Linked DNA regions of Homo sapiens: region 2 is linked to region 1. A link is a contact called in ENCODE Hi-C data. All regions are on one chromosome and are shown on one strand. Each heading gives the region's core, a stretch centred on a gene start or an enhancer-like site at or near the end of the contact. The rest is flanking DNA. Distances are from core to core; before and after follow the strand shown. Region 1 holds the start of KL (klotho). Region 2 holds the start of STARD13 (StAR related lipid transfer domain containing 13).

Evidence for each region. Hi-C counts contacts between places; a loop is a spot of excess contacts on that map. Pooled maps may share reads with other maps.
Region 2: a loop to region 1 is called in a map of sigmoid colon, with 2.7 times the contacts of the local background. The contact joins the promoter of STARD13 here to the promoter of KL in region 1. A Hi-C loop is called at or near these places in 1 of 168 maps with a recorded cell type or tissue (sigmoid colon) and 5 of 50 pooled maps.

Annotation. Positions count from the first base shown.
Region 1 is chr13:33,013,440-33,018,517 of GRCh38, forward strand. KL (klotho) reads left to right here and starts at 2,984. Exons shown (of 5, transcript NM_004795.4): 1 at 2,984-3,820. The coding sequence starts at 3,002. It overlaps LOC124903151 (translation initiation factor IF-2-like), which reads right to left and starts at 3,014. Exons shown (of 2, transcript XM_047430819.1): 1 at 2,397-3,014; 2 at 1-196. The coding sequence starts at 3,003. The coding sequence ends at 6. RefSeq lists enhancers at 2,588-3,163, 3,164-3,741, 3,950-4,009 and silencers at 3,020-3,089, 3,780-3,879.
Region 2 is chr13:33,283,316-33,288,169 of GRCh38, forward strand. It overlaps STARD13 (StAR related lipid transfer domain containing 13), which reads right to left and starts at 2,440. Exons shown (of 14, transcript NM_178006.4): 1 at 2,155-2,440. The coding sequence starts at 2,323. RefSeq lists enhancers at 2,543-2,602, 2,613-2,742.

The DNA.
Region 1 (5,078 bases), core at 1,734-4,233:
GTCCTCTATGTTTTGAAGTCTCCACACAGCTCGTCGTTGCCTTGCCCGTAGTTGTAGCTCAGTGAAATAAAAATATGTCCGTAGAAGGTGATGTCTGTGACTGGTGAGCTGAGAGCTTGTGGGGTTGGTGTTGTATTTGGGTGCATGTGAATCAGTGCATCTCCTGCTCCATTGGTGTTAAAAGGCTCCCATCGTCCTGGGAACACAATAGGAAAGAGAACAGGTGGGAAGGCACTGGATGAAGGAATGTGGAGAATGGAGGAAAAGTTGATCAGATTGTTGACAACTTTCAGTGTTGAAATTGTCACCAAAATCAAAGTCAGTAAATAAATTTACAATGTCCTTTTCTTCAATGCATCAATAACTTCACCTTCCTGTTCAAAGCACAGCAAGTAATTAATCTCTTATTTGCATTTGAAACCCAAGTTTCAGATGTTTGAAGGTGGTTGTAAAAAATAAAAACCAAAATAAAGCCAAAATAAATAAGCAGCAGCACTAGGCCGGGCACAGTGTCTCACACCTGTAATCCCAGCATTTTAGGAGACCGAGGTGGGTGGATCACAGGAGATCAGGAGTTTGAGACCAGCCTGGTCAGCATGGTGAAACCCTGTCTCTACTAAAAATACAAAAATTAGCCAGGTGTGGTGGTGTGCCCTTATAATCCCAGCTACTGGGGGGCTGAGACAGGAGAATTGCTTGAACCTGGGAGGCAGAGGTTGCAGTGAGCAGAGACCATGCCACTGCACTCCAGCCTGGGCGACAGAGTGAGACTCCGTCTCACACTTGTGGAACCCAGAACTTAGTAACCATGAACAGAACCTTAATAAACAGAAAGTTCTGGAAATAAAGTTTAATCATCATGCAATCTTTATCACTGGGTTAAATGAACAATCATCTGGGAACATGTCTTGGAATGCTTAAAGCTTTGAGATGCATGTGCCTATGTGGCAGACAAATTTCAAATGTGAAACGTTTAGTTAACTTGGTCTTGCTTTTTAATCACTGCTTTAAAATTTAAAAAATGCTGCTGGTCAAGTAAAAATAGCAATAGATAAAATCTGCCCTGAGCAAACAGACCATACATCAATAAATGAATACTTAGCTTAAGCGATTTTCCATGAGACCCATGAAGCATTTCTAATTGAAACTTAACAAGCTACAACCCAACAGACACTCCAATCTTCACTTCTAGAAGGGAAATGTGATACTCCATGTAGACGTAGCTTTTTAAATTTAGCTGGAAGACAGCGTGACAGTGAAGTTGTGTGCTGTAATTTTTTAAAATTGCTGAAGTGTCATGGTTTGCTATTTCGTATTTATTGAAAAAATGTAAATGCTATATTTAACAGAATGGCAGTAACTCTGTTTCAATCTGAAGACTTAATCTTACTAATCATGGTAATATATGCTGGCTGGAGTTGGGAATATTTCATAAAATACTGGAATAAATTTGTGCTTATATTTCAGGGGAATTAATAAAAGCACCTTCATCTGCAACATTTAAAATGTTATTGCCTTTAAATTTGTATTAAATAATGCAGGGAAGATAGATCACTGGGGGAGAATGGATGCACCTCTGTGAGGATCTTGGTCATTCAACACACGTGTACGGGTGAGGAAACTAAGGCACGACTTACTGGGTAGGGAGGTAGGGATATTAGCAAGATCCTTCACTTGTCTGGGCTTTCTGTCTTTGAGTCACCTTTGCGCAGTTTTTCACTGGACTTCACAAGCCTCTGAGGCGGCAGGGCAGACAGGACATCCTTATTTTATAGAGGAGGAAACTTAGGCTTACAGAGGTTTCCTGCCCCAAATCACAAAGGTGGAGCCTAGACCTTCTCAGTCTCCACCAACTGTATTTCGGTTAGCCACAATCCTATCTACCCACATCCAAATGGACACTGTGGCTCTGCAACTTCTGTCAAAAGGGCTCTTTGGCAACAGGAAAAACGTCATGGCTCCATTGTATTGTAGAGGATGGGAATGGGTGTTCCGGCTAAATTCTCCCTCCCCTTTCCCTCCACAGCTCAGATGGCAAATGTGCGACCCAGGGACCTCCCGCTCCAGCAGACCTGTGCGCACAACTTTGCACAGATTACCTGCTAAGTCAGAGCCGAAAGGTAACACAGATGCCAAAGGATAATAAAGGTGAATGAGATTTACTCAAAATTGGAAACTTGGTGTTTGGTTTTTCAGGAGAACAATCAACGACTGTGATTTGAAGTTCACCAGGGTATTCTGAGAGATCTAATCAAAGATAGAGTGCTGGTTTGAAATTATTAAAAGGTAACAGTAAAAGGGAGAGCAAAACCCCAGTCCCAACGCAACCCATAAATCTACTTTGTCTTCCTCGAAAGAGGGGCGCGGGTGGGCGCGTCTCCCCGCGAGCATCTCACCTAAGGGGGAATCCCTTTCAGCGCACGGCGAAGTTCCCCCTCGGCTGTCCCACCTGGCAGTCCCTCTAGGATTTCGGCCAGTCCCTAATTGGCTCCAGCAATGTCCAGCCGGAGCTTCTTTGGGCCTCCGAGTGGGAGAAAAGTGAGAGCAGGTGCTTCCCCAGCGGCGCGCTCCGCTAGGGCCCGGCAGGATCCCGCCCCCAAGTCGGGGAAAGTTGGTCGGCGCCTTTTCTCCCCGACGAAGCCGCTCCAGGGCTGCTCTCAGAGGACGCGCGGCAGGCAAAGAGAATGAACCTGAGCGTCCACGAAACGTCCTGCACGGCTCCCGGGAGCTGGGAGAAACAGGTGCCTTTCTCCGACGTCCGCGGGCGACGCCTGCCGCACCTTGCCCGCTGCCGCGCCCCTCCCGGGCACCCCTCGCCCTCGGCGCCCCTGCCCCCGCCCCCAGTGCCAGGGCGGAGGCAGTCCCGGCTCGCAGGTAATTATTGCCAGCGGAGCCCGCCGGGGAGCGGGGGTGGGCGCGCCGGCGGTGGGCGGGCGGGCGCGGCGGGGCGCGGGCATAAAGGGGCGCGGCGCGGGGCCCCGGAGCCTGGCTCCCGCGCAGCATGCCCGCCAGCGCCCCGCCGCGCCGCCCGCGGCCGCCGCCGCCGTCGCTGTCGCTGCTGCTGGTGCTGCTGGGCCTGGGCGGCCGCCGCCTGCGTGCGGAGCCGGGCGACGGCGCGCAGACCTGGGCCCGTTTCTCGCGGCCTCCTGCCCCCGAGGCCGCGGGCCTCTTCCAGGGCACCTTCCCCGACGGCTTCCTCTGGGCCGTGGGCAGCGCCGCCTACCAGACCGAGGGCGGCTGGCAGCAGCACGGCAAGGGTGCGTCCATCTGGGATACGTTCACCCACCACCCCCTGGCACCCCCGGGAGACTCCCGGAACGCCAGTCTGCCGTTGGGCGCCCCGTCGCCGCTGCAGCCCGCCACCGGGGACGTAGCCAGCGACAGCTACAACAACGTCTTCCGCGACACGGAGGCGCTGCGCGAGCTCGGGGTCACTCACTACCGCTTCTCCATCTCGTGGGCGCGAGTGCTCCCCAATGGCAGCGCGGGCGTCCCCAACCGCGAGGGGCTGCGCTACTACCGGCGCCTGCTGGAGCGGCTGCGGGAGCTGGGCGTGCAGCCCGTGGTCACCCTGTACCACTGGGACCTGCCCCAGCGCCTGCAGGACGCCTACGGCGGCTGGGCCAACCGCGCCCTGGCCGACCACTTCAGGGATTACGCGGAGCTCTGCTTCCGCCACTTCGGCGGTCAGGTCAAGTACTGGATCACCATCGACAACCCCTACGTGGTGGCCTGGCACGGCTACGCCACCGGGCGCCTGGCCCCCGGCATCCGGGGCAGCCCGCGGCTCGGGTACCTGGTGGCGCACAACCTCCTCCTGGTGAGTGCGAGGGGCCAGGCGGAGGGCCACGCAGGGGAGACAGAGGGCCTCCACAGGGGCCAGGGGGAAGTGTGGGAACTGAGTCTCCCCCAGACGAGGCTTCACTTGGACACGTGTATGTGGTCACCGGGGGAAACTGAGCAGTTCTGACTTCCCTTGGAAGGCGTGGAATTAGGAGAGAAATCCCTTAGTGGGCACACGAGTGAGTGCCCCTTGGAGTCCATCTGTGGAAAGGAAGCGGTGATAGGTTTCCGCAGTGAGGAAAGAAACTCCTTTCTCTGGGTGTAGAGGAATTCCTAGAGGTGAGGGCGGGGAGGATTTGCTAGGAGTAACTGCAGGAAGAGAATGAGCAGGGTGGATGAAAGAAACACGTTTGTTCTTAAGCCGCACAGATAGCATTACTCTCTGGAGCTGTCACGAGTTCAGTGTTAATCCAATAAGATCTGTCTTGCTTGTGGCACAAGTTCACACTGTTGTGAAAGTGTCAAAACACAACTCCCGGAGAGTCAGATTTAAACTGTGTTTGGAGGTCCCTTCTGCGGCAGGGCAGGGAACTGCATCCACCAATCTTATTCACCGGGGTGTGAAGACCGCTTTATACAATCTCAAACAAAGCTAGTCATAGAAACACAGAAACAACTGCAGGGTGATATAGATTGTTCTACCACATCTATATTTCCACAGTGCTCTCTACAGTTGAAAGGGTTCCTCACTTATGACATTGTTAGCCTGATAAAATTAATTGTAACACCCTTGTGCAAAATATTTTATTAATTTTGACAGCAGGAAATATTGCTATGCCATGGTAAAGTTGTCTCAAGTATTTCTTCCTCCTTTTTTCTCCTTAGTGTTCAAATTTAGGCACCATTGTTTTGGGGATTCATTTATAATCATGTCAGTTGTTAGTACACTTTGTACAGAGTTTTGTATCACAATAAAATATTTTATGTACATGTATAAACATTTTAATAAAAGTGTTTAAATGTACAACTTTTGGTACCCAATTCTGATCACTTGTGGGCCTACTGGAAGACTTATTTTTAAATTTAGAATTCAGCCACATATTCTGAACAAAGTCAGTACTAAAACCATTTCTAAACACTTTTAATTAAAGCCATAGATAATATGGGCAGAGCAGTACTGGGTTATTGAGGTGACTTAGTGCTCTGAGCTGCTGGTAATGTTGTAATAATGGCTAAATTAGATTTTATGTCAGTTCCACAAAACCTGTTTGCTGCTACTGGCCATAAAAGAATGT
Region 2 (4,854 bases), core at 1,190-3,689, 270 kb after region 1:
GTATTGCAGAGCATGGACTGTCAAGCTGTATTCAAGTATCAGTTCCTACTGGGTGACCTTGGATAAGATGCTTGAAATCTGTGTGCCTCTGTTTTCTCATCTGTAAAATGGGCATAATAAAAAAAATTAACTACAATGATTTTGGTATGCTGTAACTGTTTAATCCACATTCTCTGAAATTACAGTAAACCAATCTTCTAATACAATAAACTCAATAAAATTGTTTCACATTGCTTTCTCATTGTCTTACTAAAGAGTTGTATGATGTTAACACATAATGATTTCTGAATCACAAGACTGTTGGAAATCTTTATTGCTTCCCTGTGATCTTAACTGTCAGTTTTAAGTGTTAGGCATTCATTGACTTCAAACACTCCATTGCCCAGTATAAAAAAGAGGGAATTCTCAAATTACCTAATTAGACAAAAATGAAACATAAACTGAGGGTGCCCATATGTCTGTGTGACAGGGCACGTTCAGTGATAGTGCATGTGTTCACAACTTCAAATCTTGAATGGAAAAATAACCCTCATTCCAAAAAGAACATAAATAATATTTAAATAAAATAAATTATTGTAAATACATCTAAGGAGGTCTGCAAAGCAATTTCAGCTAGTTCTCTGCAATATTTCTCATATGATATGCATGCTGAGGAACATTTATATCTTGTAGATGATAGCGCATCATTAAGCCTCGGTGTTCATAAAGATGATGGCATTTGGAAAGGCACCATTGTCAGAAATTTCTAAAACCAAAGTGGAGCTGGTTTTTATTCTAAGCCTAAAGTATTTTTAAATCTAGCCACAGGGAAATAATTACTTTTGTTTCTATTCAATCAAGACCTGGACACAGAGTTTATGCAATGACATAATATCCTTCCTGAAATCAGACCAGCATGTAGGAAGGACCAGCATCCTTCACACATAACTAGTTCCTGAACCTTTACAAACAAATCCTAATTTCCAAGGAAACAATCTCATCAAATGCTGCCCGCTAGAATACATATTGTTCTTTCTGGAAACATTACAATAAGATTTTCATGATTACAAACCCCAACTTCCTCTTTAATATTCAATATAATCTTAAACTCATTTATTTAAGTGGAAACTGTATTTTTATAATGGCTCTAAAAATTCCTGGTTAACTTATTTAGCACCAATATAATAATTTCTTTTTTTGTTGTGTAGGAGGAGGGTGATCATTAACTGACTGTCAACGTGTGTTAGGGGCTTCTTAGGAACGGCTCTAAAAATTCCTGGTTAACTTATTTAGCACCAATATAATAATTTCTTTTTTGTAGTCTAGGAGGAGGGTGATCATTAACTGACTGTAAACGTGTGTGTTAGGGGCTTCTTAGGAATGTTCGTCTTTCTGCTTTCTACTGATATACCCTATAAGGAGCATGTTTTAAATTTTTTTTTTTTTTGAGACTGGTAAATTTTAGTAATGTCCAGACTTCCAGGCTGGTATTTTGAGGGGCTGGGAATAAAAAGAATATCAAGCAGCTTATAATCAATATTCTCTTCTCTTTGCATTAGGAAGCTGGAGTTTTGTGTGCAGGTTACGGGATTTGTTTTGAGATGAACGAACACCTTAATTCTCTACCAGGAAAACAATATTAACACATCTGTGGCAACTGCTGACATAAACATACAAACAGGAAGAGAATGCGATTCTAGTGCTTAGCCTGGTGGCCTTTAGAACAGAATTCTTGCTTTCCTCCTCTTCACTAAGGATATTCGAAATACTCTGGGCAGGGTGGACATTAGTCCCTCGCCTCCTCCCTAATGAAATAAACAAGTGTCCACATTTTAAATGTGACGGAGTGTGAGGAAACTGCAGAAAAGCTCCTAAGATACACACTGAGTAACAGTTCTCATCTGTTCTGTAGACACACGTCAGTTTGGGAATTTATGATTCACTGTCCCACCGTGAAGTTTTTTGTGCACTTTATGTTGAGCTATGTGGCAGCTAAGGACTGTCCTGTTTGCTGAAAACTGCAGCCTAAAGTTATTTTTCAAAGTTACGGGTAGTGTGGCATAGAAATCCATATGTTATAAAGTGGAAACAAACAAACAAAAAAAACTGGGTTAGCATGAAATAGAGCCAACAGAAATCAGAATGAGCAACAGCCTTCCACTGCCGGCCACTCACCTTGTTGAATTTTAGTCACTAGCTGATGGCGTGCTAGAATCCGGCTCATCCTGTAAGGAGAGCGTCTTGTAGTCTGATCAAATCGCAAGTACATCTCCTGGCCCTCAGGTGTCATGGAATTTAGGTAGTAGCAGCCTGAGGCTGGGGTCCTGGGCACCTGACTGAACATCTCGGCAGATTTCCTATTGCCACCTCAGTCTGCCTGTGGCTGTTGCCGTCTGTCTCCAGTCTCAGTCAAAGAGCAAGGCACCCAGCCCAGGACAGCTCAACAGACCCAGCGATTTTTAAAAAGAAAGAGGAGTGCCAAAGCCACAACTCAGAATTCCAACCCCCGGGGCCCTCACGTGACCTCGGGAACCAATGAGAGGAAGAGAGGAAAATGGGAACGTTTGCAGTCAGCCCTAAGCCCCGACCAGAGGCAGTTCCAGCCGCCAGGGTCCCTCACACAACGCTGAAAGCAAAATACACGTATTTGACGTGCCTCAGAGCTGACGAAGCACCCAAAAGCAGCCCTCACTAAAGGAGTCGAAAGAAAAAGAGAGAGGGAAGGGCAAAACAAGTAGAAGACAAACAAGTCCAGGGCTCAGGAAACTTTTCAGCCTGTCAAAGTTAGAGAAAGCTCCTTCGCTTTCTACAGGGCAGCAGCAGCCAGGTAAAAGATGGACCTGATAAATCTCTTAAATTTAAAAAACACAACACAACAAAAAAAAACTACTTCAAACAAGCATCAACAGCTGAGCGTAAGCCACCACCTTCATTATCAAGAAACAACTCAAATAAAAACTTTTCCAGTGAAAAATAAACTTCAAGGGCTTTAACACCAGGAGTGAATACACCACAGATCCTGACCCTCACGTGATGGGAATTGGAGGGCTCTTACAGATAAGACTCAGAGAGGCAAAGTACACACGCGTTACGTATTAAGCATCCTTTCCTCTTTGATTTCTCTACTTCCCCAATTTTTAATCACCTAGAGGTAAAATACTTAGAAGGTGCCTATCACATTTAAGACACTGAATCATTTAAGACAAGAATCACTGCAGAAGTTGCAAAGGTACTTCAAAGATACTGTCATCAACCTGCTAAGGACCCATTGAGAAGTTATACAAAAGCTTCTAACATGAGGCCATATATATGTCTCAAAAAGGACGCAAACACAATGCTAGGTGAGCAATATTATTTTTGACTGGGGTGATGATTGCAAGCCAGATAGAGAAAGAGACATTTGGATAGGCTTTTTAAAATGGGGGGAATTCTGATAGGCAGAGGCTGGGGAGGGCTTTGCAAGAGACTGTAGGTACCCATGTGTGCAGATCCAGAACCAGAGTATATGGTTTAAGCAAACTGCTAGTAATTCAGTTTGGCCATATCTGAGTGTGTGTGTATATATATACGTGTATATATATATGTGTGTATATATATGTGTATATATGTGTGTATATATATACATACACACACTGAGTGACATATATGTATATGTCATTATAATTTTCCCTGTTTTTCTTCTTTAACATTGTTTGATGTGAAGAGAAAAAGTCCACAGAAAACATGTTATCAAATTCTGAGCCTGGGGCTGAAAGAATAAAGTTCTTTGATACAAAAAGTATATGACCAAGTTGCTTCTACATTTGGCTGACGGAAACATAGCCTGGCTGGGAATTTATAGTCTAATAATGAGAAATTATTTCTACATTATTTCCAAATTAAAAGTTTAACAGGATTTAAATTAGGACTTTGATTCTTCTTACTCTGGCTCTCCGAGGCCCATAAGCCTTAACAACTTTCCCTGAGGGAATTGTTGCTAGCCTGATTCTGAGAAGCAGCTCGTCTTGTATAACTGTCCCGCTATGAGAATAAACAAGTTAAGCACGATCTCTGCAGCCCAGCATGTGACAATTGCCTACTACCTCACGTAGTTGGTAATTGTCAGCCTCTTCGGGTGGTTACACAAGAGTCATCATGTCTTTGTTTTCAGGTTGGCTTCATGGCAGGAAGGGAAAGAAAGATCTATGGGGCCATACTGTGCACTTTCCATTCTTATTTAGGATTTGAGCAGCAGTTTTTCTGTTCCATAGCATCGTCTGTGGAAGGTGAAAGGGATCTGAGACCTAAGGAACTGCTCGGCAGAAGCTCGAATGGAGAAAGGTCGAGCACCATATTGCAAAGTTGGCTGCCTGGAAGGTTCATGAGCCCAGCTCAGTCCGCACCGGTGGCCGTCCAATTAAGGTGCTTGCATCAGCTGCTTTGTGCACGTGCTTTCGGCTTGATGGTCCAACACTGGGAGCATCTGTGTCATAACTTTTTGTTCAAGGCAGACACTTGGTGGTTATCACTTTTTTACTGGAAGAGAATGGAAGGAGGGTGGAGAGAGAAAGAAGAGGGGAGCATGGGACTTGAGAACATTGAACATGTTCTGGGAAACCAAGTAAAGGTGAGGAAAAGGTAAAAAGGTAAAGGTGAGGAAAAAATACGTAGCTTTTTATAGCTTTGGAGAGCACTTAAAGATAGACCGGCCATTTCCAATGCCAACCTTGCAGTTCATTGCTGACTTGGCTGCATTCTATTATGAAAACAAGTGGAATGATTCTTCCTGAGAAGGATTGCAGTGTGTCAAGGCGAGGTTACTAGATAAAACAATAACAACGACAATAAAACTTACATTGTCTCCTTTTTGCATAGTCATGAATGTGTTGAAAGTGC